Regions from separate parts of the Homo sapiens genome. Here region 2 is linked to region 1. Evidence: read pairs that join two places in POLR2A ChIA-PET (ENCODE). Cell type or tissue: Panc1. All regions are shown on one strand. Each heading gives the region's core, and the rest is flanking DNA. Links, peaks and the distances in the headings are about the cores only.

Evidence for each region. Peaks named below come from ENCODE experiments on the same cell type or tissue, not always from the same donor. Only the 100,000 strongest peaks of a DNase experiment are listed, where the experiment ranks them.
Region 2: POLR2A ChIA-PET joins it to region 1 with 5 read pairs; 2 of 35 experiments call an interaction of 5 or more read pairs at or near these places.

What each region holds. Positions count from the first base shown.
Region 1 is chr7:139,648,255-139,657,546 of GRCh38, forward strand. All of the region lies in intron 2 of HIPK2 (homeodomain interacting protein kinase 2), which reads right to left. Among named protein-coding and RNA genes, the nearest start is that of HIPK2, 130 kb to the right of the region's middle. RefSeq lists an enhancer at 1,092-1,361. In Panc1, for the core only: no CTCF peak of the experiment used is centred there; a DNase peak (open chromatin) is centred at 3,277; H3K27ac peaks cover 219 bases.
Region 2 is chr7:139,872,647-139,884,749 of GRCh38, forward strand. TBXAS1 (thromboxane A synthase 1) reads left to right here. Exons shown (of 13, transcript NM_001061.7): 3 at 2,939-2,991. LOC107986853 (a long non-coding RNA gene) reads left to right here and starts at 7,411. Exons shown (of 2, transcript XR_001745384.2): 1 at 7,411-7,787; 2 at 9,470-11,278. In Panc1, for the core only: no CTCF peak of the experiment used is centred there; a DNase peak (open chromatin) is centred at 5,255.

The DNA.
Region 1 (9,292 bases), core at 1,048-6,047:
AAGTGAACAATTCTGCCTAACTCTTTAGTAAGTCTTGCTTGTGTGAAAATCAAACAGAAATCTTCCCTCTTCCCTCTTCTGGGTTTCCCTGACTATATAGAGGTTGATAGACTTCAGATGATCACAGAACCCAAAGTTACAGGCCATCACTAGGGAGTCACAGTTCAGACCAGGAAATCACTAGCGGCAGAGAGAAGCGTGGAGGGAAACGACGTTGCGGCTTTCGGGTTACACAGTGGAAAGGCTGATGAAGGGAATACGGCACACAGTCCCCAGCCTTGTTACTTTATCCCCCCGGGATAGCATCAATAGCTTACATGGGAGTGAGCATCATTCCTGCTTGCACCTTCACGTCCGGTTAAAACGATTCTATTCTGCAAGCCAGAGCTTAGGTTCCATCACTTCCTACCGAGCAACGCCCCCCACCCTTCTCATCAGCCCCGTCTGCATCATTACGGAGGACGGAGGACGGCTCTTGGGATTGTCTTGCTTGGCAGTGGAGGGCGGAGCAGAAGGAGGGAGAGGGTGCTGCGGGTTTTTTTTTTCCTTTCCCCGTATGTATTGTGTTCAGTGTGGACAAATATTTGTGTAGTCTGTATTTACCATTAATACTAGGATAAAGTCATTAGTGATTCGATTTTTCTATGGAAAGAAGCAAGGCATTGGGCGGGTGGAGGGGGAAGCAAAACCCCAAACGGAAGAACAGAAACTCTAAAAGCTGGCGTCTGAAGGTATTATTCAAAAACAATATGGGAAAAGGCAGCACCATATTTCCTCTGTTCTTCTAAGGGGAAGTTCAGAAAAAGGTCAGAAAGAGAACAATGCAGGCCATCTATCATAGCAGCCTCTAACCTAGAGGTGACTTGCCCGCTGCAGCCTCATTTCTCAGTTCTGTAATTACCACCCCTCCCACAGACTGGACACCACAGCGGCCTATGAATTATGCATTTCATTTCCACCTCCCCACACCCTGACTCGGTGACCACTGCTGCGGCGGGTGGCTGCGGGGGGCGGGCCGATGCAGCACCCCTTCCCCCAGGTACACGCGCAAATGTTACAGGGCCCCAGAGCCCCGGTGCACACCCGCAGATGCTGCTTGTGCTGACCTTCAGTTCCCAGCCTAAGATTTTGTTTATTGAGCAAATAAGACTAGTTACCAGTAGGGATTTTCCTAGGGGAAAACACACTGGGGCACCTTTTCTTCCCCTTCACGTTTTTATTCAGGCAAAATCTGGTTAAAATGAATATTAAGGGTGGTCTTGAAGGAGGCAGAGGTGATGTAGAGCCTGAGGGTATGTGTGTGTGTGTGTCTCCTGCTGTTAGAATTCGGGGGGGTGGTTTGGAAAGTGGGTCCCAGAAATGGATACTGCTGCAGGAACAGGAGCAACCCTGCTCCTCCCTGTCTGTGCCTCTGATTAACTGGTGCCCCTCTCCTACCAATTCAGAGGGTCCCAGAAAACTTCTGGGGCCACCTGTCTTCACAGGTGCTACTGGTATACCAAAGCAGGGACTACTCTTTGTTCAGAGTGATTTTCCTTTCAAATCTTTACAAAACGTTAGGTTTAGTAGAGAAGTTGGTTAGGTTTAGTTGCTCGAGCAACTGAGAGACCTAGGAATACCCCTGGAAGCAGACAGGGGTAAGCAGCAAGCGAAAGGGTTCCCTTGAAAAGCAAGGGTTCTTCTGTTTGGTACACCTCAGTCTATCGCTTGAAGAGGTGGTATGGGTAGGATTTTAAAAAATATTTTTAAAAAGTGACTTTAGATACATTCAGGGAAGACAGTTCTAAGATGGGATATAAAAATAGGATATTTAGGCCAGGCATGGTGGCTCACGCCTGTAATCCTAGCACTTTGGGATGCCAAGGCAGGCAGATCACCTGAGGTCAGGAGATCAAGACCAGCCTGGCCAACATGGTGAAACTCCATCTCTACTAAAAATACAAAAATTAGCTGGGTGTGGTAGCATGAACCTGTAATCTCAGCTACTTAGGAAGCTGAGGCAAGAGAATCGCTTGAACCCAGGAGGCAGAGGTTGCAGTGAGCCAAGATTGTGCCACTGCACTCCAGCCTGGGCGACAGAGCAAGACTCCATCTCAAAAAAAAAAAAAAAAAAAAGGATATTTAATTTCTGAGGCTGATCTGGGGAACACAATAGTAAGTGGGCTGAATATTAGGTGCAAATCACTATGACATATATTTTATTCCCTTCGGGTTTTTTTTTTTTTTAAACTATTCTCAGGGTTGGACCATTTGTTCATAAGGGACCGACTGAGGGTTGTGATCACAGCTGTGACAGCCAGCCCTTAAGATGGCCCCTGAGGACCCAGTTCTCCTGGAAGTCAACACCCTGGTGTGGTCTCCTCTCACACTGAGCAGGGCAAACCTGTGTAACCAATAAGACAGCGCAGAAATGACAATGTGTGGCTTCTGAGACTAGGCTGTAAAAGGCATGTGGCTTCTGCTTTTGCTCTGCCTTGAATCACTTACTCTGGAAGAGGACCCTCAATGGCCCTGTGGAGAGATCCACGTGGATGGAACCCAGGCCTCTGGCCAACAGCCAGCTCTGGCTTGCCAGCCACAAGGGTGACCCACCTGGGAAGAACACCCTCCAGCCCCAGTCACGCCCTTGGGTGACTGCAGCCTGGGCTAAGAGCTCACCGCCACCTCATGACAGAACTGGAGTGGGAATCGTCCTGTCATGTTGCTCCCAAATTCCTGGAGCACAGCAACGGTGAGATAATGTTTATTGTGTCAGCCACGGAATTTTGAGGTACTTCGTTATGCAGTGACAGATACTGATTGGGCGTCTCTAAGAGGGGAGGGAGCACGCAGAGAAGCTCTGGATTTGTGTTTCCAACAAGCCTTAGGTCAGCACCCCCTGATACCCAACACATCACTAGGTCCTCCATCCAGCCCCTGCCCTGCCCTGATGGGAACCAATGAAGCACTTTCTAAAAAGGTAGGAGGCACAAGGAAAACACAGCCTGAGGAGGACTTCCAAGCACCCAAATGCAGGCAAGACTGAACGGATGGCATGAAGTTTGCAAGCTGCTATTCCACAGGATGAACCCGGCACAGAGACAGACACTCTTTGGCCTGCATAGATATTAAATTTTTTCAACTAGCTATTAACATTTAGAACTCAGGTGATATTCCTAAAAGTTTGGATTTCCTGCTGAAAATCAAAAGCTCTGGCAACTCTGGGCCACTTGTCAGTTCGTGGTCACAATGACCTGGGGCTGGATAAGGCTGCCCTCTGCACGTGTGTGTCACCAGATGCAGACCTTAGTCATTACCAGCTCACTGACCACCTACCTGGCCCTGGAGGCACTTGAGTTCGTGACTCCTAGGAGAGAGGCGAGCTGGAGGGGGACAAATGAAACACTTACATGAAATCACTGCTTTTAGCTCTATAGCGGGGGCACTGTGGAGAGGTACACAATTTGTTTTCTTTTATTAAACAAACAAACAAACAAAAAAGGTTTAGCAAACAGCTGCCCCAGAAGGGACTTCTTAGAACTTACAAGGAATGTAAAATGATTATTCCACTTTACATTACACAGTGTGAACTTTAAGAGGAGAGATCCGATGTTATGTTTCTGCAATGTTTGTTTATGGAGGTCTTCGTTATATAAGACCTCCGTGGAGAGGAACTGCAATGCTGGAGTCTCACTTTGCTGATCTGGCTTTCTACTCTAACAATTATTTACAATAACATTAGAGAGGAAGGCTCTGGCGCCATAACTCAGTGAATATCTGCCGGATTCTTCCCTCCTACAAGATACAATAATATACCCTTTATTGGCCTTCTCCCAATTCTCCATTTGAAACAGGATTATAATCAGTTTTCAGAGTGGCTTACTCAGGAATTAACTAGCCAAGCACTGGATCACTGCTTCTTGAACAATTCTGTAGTCCTTTGCACATTTTTGGAAAAGGAATGTGATGTCAACAGCCTCATGTTCTTGAGAATATCCTTCCTAGGTGGGCAAGTGCTGGGCTGGGGGAGAATGGGGCCTTGTGTTTGCATAAGACGCTGCTCACGAGTGGCTTTGTATAAGACAGCAGGAGGAAGGCATTCTGTCTGCCTCCCCCTTCCCCTGAGCTCGGGGACATGATTGGATTATTGAGTGATTATGTAGTAAGTTCAATCACTGATATTTATTGAGCTCCCAGCATGTTCAAGACTCTGCTAGAGGGTGATACCAAGTCATGGTTGCTGTTCTCAAGAAGCTTATCATCTCGTGTACACGTATGGAAAAAGGAATACAGACAGAAATCATGAATGTCAGATGCCAGCTACGTTTAGAGGGAGCAATCTCTCTCATTCAATAAACATGTATTGAGCATCCATTATGTGCTGGGCACTAATTAGAGAGTGAACAAAAAAAGACAGTCTCTGTTCTCATGGAACTTGAACTCTAGTAGACCTCAGCGGACTCCACTCCAGGCTGGGAAGAACAGGAGAGAATTCAAGGAGGCAGAATTTAAATAGAATCGTTAGGTACCACCGACTTCAGAGTTGAGAGAAGGGAGAGGGCACTGCAGGTAAGAAAACATCATTAACGAAGGTACAGAGGCAGGAAAACACAAAGAAGACTGTTCAGGGCCGGCACGGTGGCTCACGCCTGTAATCCCAGCACTTTGGGAGGCCGGGGTGGGTGGATCATTTGAGGTCAGGAGTTTGAGACCTGGCCAACATGGTAAAACCCCACCTCTACTAAAAATACAAAAATTAGATGGGTGTGGTGGTGGGGGCCTGTAATCCCAGCTACTCAGGAGGCTGAGGCACAAGAATGGCTTGCACCTGGGAGGCTGAGGTTGCAGTGAGCCGAGATCACGCCACTGCTACTCCAGCCTGGGTGACAGAGCAAGACTCTGTCTCAAAAAAAAAAAAAAAAAAAAAAACTGTTCAGGAGAACAAGGAAGTGACACAAGGGCTAGGGCAGTAGGAGCAAGGGGCAAGTGATACCAGAGCAGAAACAGCGTCACTGTCATCCTCGATGCTAACTCTGGACCTCCTATGCCATGGTGCTGAGGCAGGACAACAGCTGCTCTTTGATTTCTTCAGAGAGCAACTACAGACAAAGAGACATTTGTCTGTAAACATGAGTAACTGGAAAATGCAGTGCTGAGGACTATCAACTGTTACAGAATGGGTGGTGGGATTTAGAGATCTTATGGGACAAATCACACCTCCCACACCGCCATCTCGTATGGTAAAACTCTGACCCATGGACCTCGGGAAGGAGGCCTCTGCCTCCTGTTACAGACATGCCATTGAGAGGCACAGGTGATAAGTGAGCAAAGGAAATCAGCTTCCACTGCCTCAAGAAGCACAGCCTGGGATTACCTGACCTGGTGTGATGAAAATCGCCAAGTTTTATGTTGCATTAGTGAAGATTTTCCACTTGTACAATGTTTTTTTCTTTCCAAAGGTGGGGGGAACAAAACATGCTCCTCTGGCCTCCTCGAGACTGTTGTTGTTTTTTTTTTGAGATGGAGTCTCGCTCTGTCGCCCAGGCTGGAGTGCAGTGGCATGATCTCGGCTCACTGCAACCTCCACCTCCCAGGTTCAAGCGATTCTCCTGCCTCAGCCTCCTGAGTAGCTGGGGTTAAAGGTGCCTGCCACCACGCCCGGCTAATTTTTGTATTTTTAGTAGAGACGAGGTTTCACCATCTTTGCCAGGCTGGTCTCAAACTCCTGACCTCAAGTGATCTGCCTGCCTCGGCCTCCCAAAGTGCTAGGATTATAGGCGTGAGCCACTGTGCCCAGCCAAAACTGTTTCTTTACTACAGAGACAGGTTTGTGTATGTGCAGCCCAGCTTATTGAATGATAAAGCAGCAAAACAGAGCCTCAATGACACAGGGGCTGCCAGGCCCCTGTTCCTATAGGTTTAACAGCATGAGATACACATAAAAGCTGCTGCTATACAAGTGAGGCTCTTAAACATCATTAAAAACACATATTTGAGGTTAGGCACAGTGGCTCATGCCTGTAATCCCAGCATTTTGGGAAGCTGAGGCAAAAGGATCGCTTGGGCCCAGGAATTTGAGACCAGCCTGGGCAACACAGCGAGACTTTGTCTACAAAAAAAAATCAAAACATTAGCCAGGTGTGGTGGTGCACACCTATAGTCGCAGCTACTCTGGAGGGTGAGGCAGGAGTACTGCTTGAGTCTGAGAGGTTCAAGCCAAAGTGAGTCATGATCACGCCACTGCACTCCACCCTGGACGACAGAGCAAGGCCCTATCTCAAAAACAAACAAACAAAAAACCCCCAAAAAACCCCAAAGCAAAAAACACATCTTTGGAACTGTTTAATGCATTTAGGGAGCATGGAGTCCTTATGGTGGTCTGTTATGGGCTTGAGGCTTCACCAAGCCCCTGTGAAAACTCTGAGTGCTGTCTCCATGGCGGGGTTGCAGTCAGTAGCAAGATAACAAAACTCAGATGGGAAGGACAAAGCGCAACATGGACGCTCACGAGTCCAGCCAAATTCTGAGTGCTTAAGAAGAGGCCTGTTCATTACGATATTCCTGGTAATATCAACTCTCAAACTACTCCTTGGATCACCTACCCAATATTTATTTTTGGGAACAGTTTAAATCAAGAGAAAAGCTATTAATAAGTTAAATAAAAGCTGTTGAAGGGATTCCTGCGAGTGGGAGGTTGAATAGGGTGATTTCTAAAGCCCTTGCCAACACACAATCTAGGATTCTATCACTGCCTTCCTCCCGATCCCATGCAATTACATATTCACAGGCGACAAAGAGCAATAGAAAATAGCTAATTCACATGAAGGGCTGCTCTGACTGTGGGGGGAATTCGCTTGGATAAGAAAGTGTCCCTAGGAATTAGGGTCCCCAGCCTGGAGCTGAGTATTGATGAGCCAGTTACTGAATTCTCAGTGCCCATAAGGTGCAGAGTTGATGACAAGGATCACAGTCAGTTAAGGGACCACAGTCATGACAAATACAAACCAGAAAATAGTTCAGAAAAGGGTTGAGCAGGCACACAAATAAATTCAGAGCAAGCGAAGCTAGTTATGATAAACAAACAAATGTCAGTCTTCCCTTTGGGACAAAGACGTAAGTTGCAGTGGAGCCAGTAGAGAGTGAATGGGGAGGCCCTGTGCAAGAGGCTCCCGCCGGGCAAGGAGGCTGCTGCCTGCAGTTCTGCAGGTGGCTGTAGACAGAAGGCGTGTGGGAACCTGCACAGCAACTCTGTCTTCCTCTGGAGTCTTTCCGCTTATCCGACGTGGCAGGGTCTTCTTGGCTCTTGCTTCTGAACATGCTCACTTCCTCTTTCTTTTCTCCTTGGCCCTTTCTCTCCTTCTTCCTTTAAGGTGGCAATGCTTGTCCCTGCTCCCTGCCCTGCACTGATGGACGCACAAGTGGAGGGGTCTACACACCCCTCTTTCATTTCCTAAGCAACCCACAAGTCCAGGTGAAGATGTATGATTACATTTGTATTTTGGAAACATAATGATTGATTGTGGTTATGATTTTAAAGGAAGGGCACACTCTTGTAATGGGCAACTGGAGAATGAATTAGGGTCAAGAAGGCTCAGGGTGGGGAGGCAAGTCAGGAGGCCTATATGATAATTGGATGATCATTTAACCATGGATGAGGAGACTCGTGCCAGGGAAGCTGGAAAGGCTGCACTCACACATCACCACCAAGCTGCTTTTGGGACTCAGGGGCCTTCCCTTGGTTCTCATCCTCAGCCTTGCCTCTCTTTGATAACTGACCCTGTTGACCTCAACTCGCTTTCCAAGTCCCCTTAGGGTTGCTAATGTGTTTTGCTGGTCTCTGCTCATTTCTCCCATCATTCTTCTCTCTCCTCTTCCTTCTCCCACTCCCTCACTCTGTACCCTGGTCCACCTCCATGGTGAACTCATTCACTGCCAGGCATCTACCACCAGGCAGATGCATTCCCAGCCCCAATCTCTCCCTGGGTTCTAGTACCATATTCTCATTGACTTAAGTATCTCTAATTGGATGCCTCAAAGTGAAGTCATCATGTCCCTCCACCCCCACAAAACGGGGCTCCTCTCCAGCTCACCCCACTTATTCCAGCAGAACCATGATTTTTTCATCTCCAAAATTAGGATGCTCAAGAGTCATCTTTGCTTATCACGTTTACCTTTATTTCTTGAGTTTCTGCCTTCTTTTTGGGATTTACCTCACAGTCACTTTTTCTTCTTTATTCTCAATGCCACTACTCCCTTGGCCTGGGCCCGATAACTGAAACAGTCTCTTGGCTAGTTTCTCTGCCTCTAATCTTTCCCTCCGTCCAATCCAATTTACAGCCTGCTGCCTGACTCACTTTCATCATCCCACAGCTTTCCTCAAGAACCAACTTGCCTATCACACGGAATCCAAATTCTAATTGCTCCCAAGGCCCCACAGCTGCCCTCCCTTACCCCATCATGTTTTTCTGTGTTCAGTTCATAACATCCTCTTCTTTTAGGTCTGACCCTTCCCTGTCATTTGTGCACACCGCAATACTCTCCTTACTCGACACTTCTGTGCATGTTGCTTTCTTCATCTGCGATGCTCTCTCCTTCTCTTATTCAAATCCTAAACATCCTCAGAGTTCAGTTCTACCTCCATTTTTTTTTTTTCCTGAGATGGAGTCTTGCTCTGTCACCCAGGCTGGAGTGCAATGGCACAATCTCGGCTCACTGCAACCTCCACCTCCCGGATTCAAGTGATTCTCCTGCCTCAGCCTCTCGAGTAGCTGGGGTTACAGGCTTGCACCATCACGCCTGGCTAACTTTTGTATTTTTAATAGAGACGGGGTTTCACCACATTGGCCAGGCTGGTCTCGAACTCCTGACCTCAAATGATCCTCCAGCCTTGGCCTCCCAAAATGCTGGGATTACAGGCATGAGCCCCCATGCCTGGCTTGCCAGTTCTACGTCCACTTCTATTAGCAGTCCCCCGACAGCTCACCCAGGCTTCTGCTGTAGTCAAGAGCCTTGGACTGCACTGTGTCCACCTTGCACGCTGACCCTCCGTGGGAGGTACTACGTCAGTCAGAGTCGTCTGTTAGACAGCATTCATCTACCATCCTAGGTAGTGATTATGCTGTTAGGGTGGCTTGTGTTGACCCAAATGTTCCTTCAGACCTCGTCCATTCGATTTTTCACTGTATTGGTCCCAAATCCCCAGGCCTTATCTACGCTGAGCTTATCAGACTTCACCTTCAGCTGCACATCTCTAGACAGAGACAGGACTGGCACATTCTGCCTCCACCCAAATGATTCTTGGCCATCATCCCCT
Region 2 (12,103 bases), core at 2,556-7,555, 230 kb after region 1:
TCTGTCTCAAAAAATAAAATAAAATGAAATAAAATAAAGTAAAATATGCTGAGCCCAGGACAGGCTTTCTGCATGAAACATTGGTCTTGTCCAGGTCCCCACACCTTGAGCAGTAAAGGTGTTCTGTGATGCCATGAGCCCTCCTCTACTTATATGAATTGTTATGTGATGGCAAGAATCCATCTCTTATCACTATCAATATGTATTGAGTCCTGTCATCCATTCACTCACCCATTTCCCCCAAACCCCATATATTGTATGTCTAAATACGTCAGACCCTAGAGTGTAGAAGAAGAGGTTACTTGTGCCCTCAAGTGCACTGTCAAATGATGGCATGCAACACCAGATGAGATACACCCTAGCACTAAATAGGGTGGTATAGACGGTAGCTGTAATCTTCTGTCAGAGGAGAGGGTGATCTGTCAGGGCTAAAATCATCCTAAGGAACTTCCTGAAGAAGGAGGTCCTTCAGGGCCTGTGGACATAGAGACGAGGGTACACACACCAGGTGGGTGGCACTATTTATGTGAGTGTACCAACGTGAGAATGACAGCACAGGTTGACCAGCAGCCTGGACTGACTAGAGGCCAAATGCTAAGGTGCACTGGGCAATGCAGTTGGGTGAGAGAAAGGGGCACTAGATGCTTACAGGGTAGGAAGGCACGTGAAGAACTATTTGTGTGTTAACATTTTTGAGGACAGGGACATTGAAATGGACAACACTCTGCAAGGGAGAAGAACATAGGTTAGAGCTGTAGAACCCAACTGTTGCTGAAGTCCAGGGGTGAAGCCACGATGGCTCGGTCTGGTCGGTGATGAGAGTGAATAGAGATGGATAATTGGGAGCAAAATGAAGAACTCTTGTGACAAATTAGTGTAGAGAATTCAAGGCAAAGTGAGTCAAACATAAGCCTAAGCTTTGAGCCAGGGGAACAGGGAGAATGGCTATGGGTTGACAGAAATAAAACGTTGGGTGGGGGAGTGGTTCAGGGAGAAGACAAGTTTTATTTTAAGTATGTTGCTTGGGATTTGCCAGAGTGACATGCCAGTGGAAATGGCCAACAGACATTTGTAGATATAGGTCAGGACTTTATGGTCTACGGTTATTTTTTCTCACATTGGGTTTTCTCAGAAGCCAGATGGCTTATTCTGCTAAGTCACGGGGACACTGACTCCAGACCCAACGCCAGGAGCCGGAACACCCTGCATGGGAAGAACCACCAAGCCAAACAAAGGCAGGAAGACTAAATTTGGGACAATCCTGATAATATCCCTTCAACATCTCTAGAATTTCCCCCATCCCTACCTCCGGAAAGGCTGGCCCTTGGCACTAGATAGAAAAGAAAGCTGCTCTTTCTGTCCTTTTCTGCCCCCACCTTCTCAATTATTTCTTTTCCATTCCTTTCTGTGTCCATCACCTTTTCCATGATTTGTCATTGTTGTTTCTGTCTTCCTAGCATTTTTAAACACCTTCTCCTCTCATCTCTCTCTCTGGGGTGGGCGGTTCACAACTTTTAAGCTCACAAACAACAGTCTCAATGAGGCTTCCTGTTAGCCCCTTGAAACAAGTGTGAAGAAATTTTAAAGTGTCAAGATAGAACAACAAACCAGATCGGAAAGCTAAAGAAAATGCATTTCACACATTTCTGGGGGGAAATGATCAGTTGTATTCCGTGGAATAATTAATTTGGTATTAACATTCTGAGGAAAACGGCGTAGCTGTCGACATGAGGAGAACGCTGTGCTCCCGCCTCTGGAGAGCCTCCACATATGCTCCTTTGCAGCCCGCCATCCTCACAGCTACAAGCCCTGCCAAGTTCTTTCTAGAACATAGTAATTTCGCTGACTATTTTTATATTCATATATACTTTCCTTGATATATGGCAAGCTTACGCTGCAGAATTCAGTAGATTTCATGAGAAAGGCATGTGTTTCCATGCAGGACATCCACACTCCTAACCCCCAACTTTCCACCTTCATTCCACCCCTTATGTATCCACCCCATACTCCATTCTCACAACACAAATCTACCATTTGCCACCCCCCACACCCACCCCAACTCATGAGTATTTTCAGGTCTAGTCCATTCCCACCACACAATGGATCTAGCATTTTCCACCCCTCCGTCAACCCAGCTACACTTCTTTCCCATTATAAAATGTGTCTAGCCAGGCACAGTGGCTCATACCTGTAATCCCAGCACTTTGGGAGGCCAAGGCAGGCAGATGACCTGAGGTCAGGAGTTCCAGACCAGCCTGGCCAACATGGTGAAATCCTGTCTTTATTAAAAATACAAAAATTAGCTGGGTGTGGTGGCACATGCCTGTAATCCCAGCTACTCAGGAGGCTGAGACAGGAGAATCGCTTGAATCCGGGAGGTGGAGGTTGCAACGAGCTGAGATCACACCACTGCACTCCAGCCTGGGTGGCAGAGCAAAACTCTGTCTCGAAAAAACAAACAAAACAACAACAACAACAAAGTGTCTAGCATTTTGTCTTATATATCTTAAACATGTTGAATTTAATTAAAGTTTAACTCGAATGGATCATGATAATTCAGAATTTGTGATAATTTTGATAGACTCAGTAGAAGTTACATATAGTGGCAGTAAAAAGGGCTATATGATAATGCTAAATCAAATTTCAGAGGGCAATGTTATAGTTGAGAAAGCAAACTTTTTGAATATTTTAGCAGCAAGTATACATAAGTAGTTTAAGAACTGGTGATCTCTCCTGTCCAAGACTTTTACATGGCAATTTTTTTTAAAGCCTTTTGTTTATTCCAATGTTTCAAAGTACCTGAAAGCAATATAACTTCCATTCTTTTTTATTGTTTCTGTAATTGTATTCTTGCTGTTCCAAATTGTTTACTGAATAAGTTTGAATAATTGGAATTTTGCTTAATCTTATTCTTACTATAGTGCTGTGTTTCCTTCAGGGTTTTTGGGAAAGCCAAATGGAGCTCAGAAAGCTGTATGGACCTCTGTGTGGGTAAGAAGGAAACTCAACGTTTCTATTATGTACGATATTTTCTATTATGTACGATATTTTGATTTTCACGTGTTGAACTGATATAGAAGAAATGCCAAGATTAGGAATGTTGTATGTGTTTCTATTTTTCAAAGGGCCCACAAAGAGGGAGTCCTGCAGTACAGACAAGGCTTCTAGAGAAGACCCTGGGGTTGCCCACGGGGGGACTCTGCTGGCCTGAAAGAGTACCACTTTCCAGCCTTTGCAGCCTTGCTGGGCTGGGCACAGCATCATCTCCCGTTGCTGTGCTGAGGGGTGTTGCCACGGGATGTGGTGGCCTCTTTGCCTCAGAGCACAAACTGTCCAACTTGCCTTGACAGTGCACAGCAGGTCTTACCCCATGAGCATATCTGAACCTTACTCAGACTCGGGTCCTTCAGCCCATGGGGAAAGTGTGCTGCCAGCAACATGACCGTGTAATTTATCACCCAATCCAGTTCCCTTTTGAAAGTGAAAGGAAGTGCTATTAATAATTACCCCAGGATAACCTTATCACCTAAGACTATCCCGGATATGCTGGGGCATATGGTCACCCTAGTTCTTGGCCGTGTAAAGTAATATAGCCCTTCTCTTTATTTTCTGAATTTCTCCTTTGTATGCTCCTTTGTTTCTAAAATTCCAGATTCTGGTGAGCAAACCCACGTTCAGACCACTTACTCTATTCAAGATTTAACAGGCTTGAATTGTATTGATTCTCAACATGTGTCTTTCCACACTGAAGTCCTAATCATTTTAGTTGGTTTTCACGCAGCTTCTCTTCAGCCACTGAGCGATTTTTTTGCAGCTTTTCGTAGACCTCTGGGTCAGCGATCACTTTTGTAGGTGCATTAAAGTTCTCCTGTGTTGCCGACGTACATTCCAATGGGCTCCAGTGATTTGGGGGTCCTATCTCCATAGTATTCATGATGTCTGTTCTCCTGATACCCATTTTTGAAAGGGATTGGCTTGTCCTCTTTATGGAAATGGCCCCTCCTAGGAAGCCCACAGTTTTGGTCAAGTTCTTCTACCTACTTTTTGGTTTGCTACGTGGTCCTGAAAAAGTAATAAATTAAGATGTTAAGATGCTCTCTGTATTAGTCATTGCTGCATAATGGACTACCCCAAAACTCAGTGACATAAGCAACAATTTATGATTTATCATGTGTCTAAGGGTCAGCTGGAGTTGGCTGGCCTAAGCTGCACTTGGCTGGATGGCTCCGCTGGACTTCTGGGTGTATCTGCTGGGGAGGACCTCATGTGGGGCACCAAGGCTCTGCATGTCTCTCATCCTCTTTGGAAGTGTAAGCTCGGCTGGCAGGTTCTCATGGTAAGGGCAAAGACTCAAGAGAGCAAGCCTGATGGTGCAAGAACATTATACATTTCTGCTGAATCATTTCAGCTTATACCCTATTGGTTAAACCAAGTCACACGGCTAAACCCAAGATGTGGGCAGGAGGGCACTGTGGCCACTTTGAGGCCAAAGCAAGACACCTGGCCCAGCCTGACATTGATGGAGCAGGGAGGTGTACTCCTCGGATGGACGAGCGGGGAGGCAAGGCGTGTCTTTAAATAACAAGCAACCCTGCTTCACTCCCTAAGATCTCTTTCAACTTGGCCTTCACTTACTTTTTCATTTTTGCTTTTTGGTGCATAGCTTCTTGCTTTAAGCGTGATAGGTGCTCGATAAAGGCTCAAGAAATTGAACTGTCTACATTTCTCTTACCGTTGTGTGGTTCTATTGCTTTTTGTTTTTGTTTTTTGTTGTTGTTGTTGTTTGTTTGTTTTGCAATAGAGTCTTGCTCTGTCGCCCAGGCTGGAGTGCAGTGGCATGATCTCAGCTCACTGCAACCTCTGCCTCCTGAGCTCAAGCGATGCTCCTGCCTCAGCCTCCTGGGCAGCTGGGATTACAGGCGCCCGCCACCATGCCTGGCTAATTTTTGTATTCTTAGTAGAGACGGGATTTTGCCATGTTAGCCAGGCTAGTCTCAAACTCCTGACCTCAAGTGATCCACCCATCTTGGCCTCCCAAAGTGCTGGGATTACAAGTATGAGCCACTGCACCCAGTCTATTGCTTTTTTTTTTTTTTTTTTTGAGACGGAGTCTCGCTCTGTCGCCCAGGCTGGAGTGCAGTGGCGCGATCTCGGCTCACCAGTCTATTGCTTTTTAAAGGTTCTCATTCCAGCTCTTTCTTTCAAACAGTCTCATTCTGCAGCTGAGTTGGCAATGACTTGGAGACTGTCTCATATGCCTCTGAGACACAGCACTGACTCAGAATGACAGTGCCTTCACCAGAATCAGAAAAAGTCCTGACTGAGTTTGAATTCTAGGAACCACTTTTCTTGAGTGTTTCTTGTACAGATATCCAAAGTAGAGCCTTTGGGTATTTAAAAATAATTTGTAAATGCCAAATTAAGAGTTTAAAGGGCACTGTATGAACTAGTTGTGTGTGTGTGAGAGAGAGAGAGAGAGAGAGAAGGAGAGAGAGAGAGAGAATGACAGAGAAAAAGAGAGAGAGAGAAAAGGAGAGAGAAAGAGACAGAGAAAGAGATAGAAAGAGATAGAGAGAGATAGAAGAGGGGGAGAGAGAGAGAGAGAGGAGAGAGAGAGGTGGAGCGAATTGGTTTCCTTGACAACAGGATATCCAATCAACTTTTTCCTCCAACTTTAACTGAGTTAACACAATTTATCCTTTTCATTTCAAGAAAACCTAAATCATAGAGAATGATTTCAAATGAGGTTATAGAGATCAAGATTGCAGTATCATCTCCATTCTTTGTTCCCACTTCTAGTGAAAAGGAAAAAAGAAAGGTGATGGCATAATTTCTTCCTATAAAGCTATCAACTTTTCTCCTTTGGAAAAAAAAAGATGAGCCATAAAACACTGACTTCTTTTTAAATGTGTCTACTCCCAGATTTAGAGGCAATATGGTGGCGGTGTAAAAATGAAAGGGTTGAACCAATCTAAATCGAATGTCTTTTCTAACTCTAAATGTTATTTTCTTACTGCTTAAATTTTAGCAACATAGTTTCACTCATTGGGAATGGACTATGCTCAATGAACAGCAAAGACCCTTCTTGCAGAGAACAATTTAATTTAAATTACATTAGTTTTTATTTTATTTTTTATTTTACTTTTATTACTAGGAAATATAATCAATCCCAGCTTGGTCTTCTTAAAAATTGAAATAATAGATTGATTCATTATTTGACAAGTGAAATGCCACACTCTACACTGTTGATGCCGTGTAGAGATGTATTGGGCCTTTAGATGACAGCTTGGCACTGAATGTTGGGAGAAAAATGGACAGGGCAAATCTCCTCACTGCTCGAGACTGGAAAGCCAACTATGATGGCAATGTATATTTATTATCTGGTTGTCACCCTAGCAATTCAAGAGTTTGAGGCTCAAAACTGGAAATTGACTCCTTACTCAATTCCCCTCCCACTCCCTACCATGGGGACAATAGGGCTGGAGAAGGTTTCCATCAAGATGGGCAGACAACATCAATGTTTATCATTACCACCAACACTGCCACCACCACCACCATCACCACCACCATCATCGAGAACAAAATATCTTCACCAAGTGTCTACTTATGTAGCCTGCTTTGCCAGGTTCTGTGTAAATAAAACTACACACGGTGTCTCTGCCTTCTTTGAACTTGAATGTAAAGCAGGAGGACTGGCGTGGATACCTATACAGCTATTAGTCGTGGTGGTACGTGATAAAAAACTCTCCTGAATTGCACAGCAACCTGGCCATGTAACACAAAGAAGGCAAGGCTTTATTGCTTTAGATAACCTTCATCAATTAATGATTACTTGTTATCTCCTTCAGGCTGAGAATGAGCCCCAAGTTGGATTTATATTCCTTCCCAAACTCTGTAAGAACAGAATCAACATTATCGTCATACATTGGTGATTGAATATGGTTTATATTCAATATATACCAATATTGAATATAAATATATATTGATATATATTCAATATATCCTGTTTGGATAGAGATTATATCCCCTCCAATTTGTAGCTGGACTTTGTAACCCAGTAGATGATAAACCTTTATTAATTACTTATAGTTAAGTAAGAATAAATATTTACACAGTGCCCTAAGTTCAGGTCATTAGCAACTCCTAAAGGCCGCCATTCAAAGCTCCTTTTCCCTTTATCTCATTTTGTGTGTGTGTGTGTGTGTGTGTGTGTGTGTGTGTGTGTGTGTGTGTTTTGTTTTGTTTTGCCTTTTGAGGCAGAGTCTTGCTCTGTCATGCAGGCTGGAGTGCAGTGGCACGATCTCAGCTCATGGCAACCTCCACCTCCGAGGTTCAAGTGATTCTCTGGTGCCTCAGCCAACCAAGTTGCTGGGAATACAGGCATGTGCCATCACGCCCAGCAAATTTTTGTATTTTTGGTAAAGACGGGGCTTCAACATGTCGGCCAGGCTGGTCTCAACTCCTGACCTCAAGTGATCCAACTCCCTCGGCCTGCCAAAATGTGGGAATTACAGGCGTGAGTCACCATATCCAGCCTATCTCATTGTCTTTTAAATGCTTGCTCTATAGTTCTGCTTTTACTTAGCCTTATCCCCGTTTCTTCTTCCCCCAACATCACTTTAGTTTTGATCTTGGCTCCCTCTTGTTGAACTTGACTTTTACACTTCCTGGCATCCATCAGCTATGCCGCTCCATTTTGGTAAGTGGCACCTGCATCCCTGGATCCCTTCATGATGCCAGCCTTGTTGCATAACCTCATATACTCCCATCAGAGCATCAAGTTGTAGGTAGGTAAGCATGAACTTTGTACATAATTCATAAAGTACAAATGAGTATAAGAAAAAAGTACACTTGCTCCCACCCTGGGGCCCATCTGCTCCTTCACAGAGGCAACCTCTCTTAAAAATTTCTTTATAGTCAAATGGATCATATATGATACATGCTGTTCTTTACCTTGCTTTGTTCATTAATGGTATTTGGGAAATTGTCCCATTTTGCTTCATTCATTCTTGTTAAATTAGGTAGTGTTTTTAAGGATTTCCTTGTATGAATGTATCCTAATTTTTAAAACAAGTTCTCAATTGATAAACATCTCTTACTTTTACAAACACCATCGCAGTGAAGATTTTCATATACACATCATTGATGTCTGGGGTAAGTATGCAAGATAAATTCCTAGAAATGGAATTATTAGGTCAAAGATGGTCTATGTTTTTAATTTCGATAAATATGACTAAATTTCTCTTTCTAGGGTTTATGTCAGTTTAGATTCCCATAAATATGCATATGTCCCTCCCATACTTGTCATTAAAATGTGTGGTCACAATTTTAAATCTTTACCATTTGATGGTATATTGCTGCAGTTTCGATGTGCATTTCTCTAATTATGAGCAAGTTTGAGCATCTTTTCATATGTTTAAAATGCAATGTATTTTGTTTTCTGAGGGATCCTTTGCCACTTCTCTGTTGGGTTATTGATCTTTTCCCACTTTATTTGTAGAAGCTCTTTGCATATTAAAGAAAGTAGCCTTTTATATGCCTTAAATAGTTTCTCCTCTTTATCATTGTCTTTGACTTTGCTTATCATATATTTCTTCCAATCAGAAAACATTTGTTTTTGTGTTGTTGACTTTAATTGATTTTAACAGTGTCTACATTTTGCATCTTACTCAGAAAGGTTTTCTCCACCAAGGATATTTTTTCATAAACTTTCATTTTTCTAGTTTCTTTAAATTTTATTTTTAAAATATAGAATGTTTGATATATCAGGAATTTATTTGGAAGATGGAGTTAGGGACACACCCTTTTTCCCCCCCTCCAGGAGGGTAGAGTTCCATCTGGAAATTCATCCTTTTCCAAATGATTTGAAATGTCACTTTTATCATTTATTAATTCCTAGGTGTATTTCTGATTTCTCTATTCTGTTGTACTGCTTAATCACAAGCCAGGGCTGCACTGAATATCCTCGTTTGGATGTCACGTTTGTAGCTTCTTGTACCTAGCTGCAGTAGGGTGTTCTAAGAACATCTTTGTAAGTATCAAAGCCTGAAGCAATCTATCTCCCAGGGAACCTTAGGTCCCATACTGAAAAAAAAAATCAATTTAGCAAATAAATAAGCCTTTGGTATAAAGGGCCTGACACTTAGCTTCAAAGTTCACACCACAGGAGGGGGAGGTGTCTCATATGCCTCCAAGTTGGAGGTTTTTAGCACCATTTTTAAAATTTAATTAGCTAGCATGCATGAACTAATAGCACCTTGTCACCAGGCAGTGAGGAAGTTGAGAACTTTGGGATACATAAGGAAAAGCATGTGGCATCAGCAATCAAAATAACAAGGTCGTTTCAACACTTTTTAAAGCTCAGCTTCCATGGTGCCATCCATTAGGAGAGTCTGTGTTCTGGAAGTGACTAAGGTGTGAACACTTTTCGTGTAATTGCTCTTAACCATCATGTTTATGTACTATTTAGATGGGGTTGAAGAACAGCATAGAGATGGTTTACTTTAATACTGGCAGATGGCTATGTGAGACTTCCTGGCCTACCATCATGGATCAAGAACAACGGGAATTGAAGGGCTCTGAAAGACTCACCTGTTGGACATGTTTGTTCTTTGACTTAGAAGATATGAGACATCTGAATACACTGGGCTTGAACATGTGGCTGAGGATAGGGTAGGGTGGAAACTATTGCTGATTTGTCCAAGAAAAGACAAGTACTTAGACTTAAATTGGGCAGCTGACACCTGGAGATGGCACTTGTTTTTAAACTGGACTGAGCTCAGTAGAATCATAGATGTTGAAGAAAGGTGGAAATTAAGCCACCGTTGTGGAAGAGCTTCCCAGACACTGATGCTAAGGAGTCAAACTTTAGGTTTTTGCTGCTGATAAAAGTGCAAGCCTCAGTATGAGGCTCATTTACTAAATGTTTGACCCAAAAATGTGGCTCAATTCTAAGAGGAATTGATGAAAATGAAAATATACATAGTATATTGAGAAAACACAATACCCTTGAAACAGTGGAATTAAGCACAGAAGTCCTGAATTATTCTAACATCTCTGGCCATGAGGCCAAACTGTGGGCAATATTTGGGTCCCCTAGCTTGGTGAAAGCTGGCTTTCATGAAAGCGTTGAAAGCAAAGCTGTGCATTGCCGTTCCCAATAATGTGAATCTGAAAGCAAAATTCATGTGAGACCATCATGATGGTCTGTAGGTCATAATTATTGAGCATCATTCAGTGAGTGAAATATCAATATTCTCACTGGTCAAAATAGCTTAATCATGAACACTAAGCCTGTAAGAGCACCTTTTTTAAATGATTGGAATTCACTAAACTGCATTATTGCATTTTAGGGGGGCCATTATTCTCTAAAAGTGAATGCCCTGACATAGTGTGCTGATGTTTTAGGAGGCCTTTGAGAATAGGAAGAAAGTTGTCCACAGGACAACTATCACCAAGCCAAGCACACTGCCCAGTAGGTGGAATTATCAAAGGAACAATTGTCCACAGATAAATAAGTGGCTTAGACCAAAGAGACAGAGGAATTTGATTTGAGTCCCACTTTTCTTGAATGAACCATTAATAGACTCTTCACCCTTACCTGCCACCAGCATGATCTCGTTATACCAAATAGTGTATTGCTACAAAGCTTCCATGCTTTCTTATGATTTAAGACCACCTTCTTTCCCAGTCTTGATCCAAAGACCCTTCTGAAGTTTACCTAATTTTCTGGACTTCTAACTTCTTCTTTCAGCCCATTTATTTTATACCAGTTCATTTCCCCCCATCCTCTTTCTATAACAGCATATGGGTGATGGTTGCTGCATATTTTAATGACTACTGCTATCTAAGTCTTTGTGACCCACCCTCATAAAGATCAAGAACCTGTATTAATTCCCTCTTCTTTGGGTAGAAGCATCCAACAGGGCATGATAGCTTACAGTAGAAATCTGCAGTTAAAATCCCAGCTTCAACTTTCTTTCTCTCTACTGCTTGTTACCTTAATGGATTTAGGCCAATCACTTCCCCTCTCCAGCTTTAGTTCTCTTAGATGTAAAATGTGGGATTTGGACTAGGTCGGTGATTTTGACACTGTTTAATCATGAACCTCAGTAAATAATATATTAACCACATTGTTATCTAATACACACACATACATTTGAAATAAAAGTTTTACAGAAGAACACCTTATTCACAGTATAAGAACCACTTTGATCTATTCTATTGTATTGTATTCTATCTGTAAAAAATAAAACATTTACAAGTTGGTCACAGCCCATTAAATTGATTTCATGACCACTAGTGAGTCAAAATCAGCAATTTGAGAAGCAAAGGGCCAGATGATATCTGAAGTCCTTTCCAGTTGTAAACTGGATGACTACAAACCAATGAGACAGCCCCTATCAGTGTGCATCAGAAAATTGTTAGAGGCCATTGTGTTTGCCTCTTTGTGGTTTAAGATTCTGAGAAACCTCTGTCAAAGTCAGTAAAAGCCCACCGTTCACAGCTGAAACCGAACTCCAGTGGAAGCACTTCTCCTGCAGAGACCAGCTCCCGCACCTGACTGTGGGCCCAGGCTGGGCACCTCCCACCCAGTAGCACCTTCTTGTTCTTTAAAATCACAAGTTCAACTATTATTGAAATTATTTCCAAGCCTTAACTCGGAATCATGCTAAGAAGCTAACACAAATATATTAATTGACCATTTAAGACATCTCTCTGTAAGATTTTTGCATTGGGTGTAAATATCTAAGTAATTCATGTGGATATCTTCTCCCAGGTAGGTGTGGCCAGCTGATTACTTATTCCCAGGGAGCTGGAGCAGCAGGAAGGAATGGCCTGGAAACTGGAAATAATCCCATTTGCCGGGGTAAGCTAGCTGTGGAAAACTGACCAGGCTGTGGGTACCGAGAGAGCAGCTTCCTGCTAAACTTCCTGCTGTGGGTGAAGGGCAGCGTTTAAAGAGTAAGATGGTGCTCCCCATTCCAGCAAACACTGGCCACAGTGGACAGTCCAGGAGAGAGCTGTGCACCAGGAAGGTGTCAGCTGGACAGTAGTCAGGCGTCCAGTAAAGCAGCGATGAGGAGGCTGTCAGTGGACACCA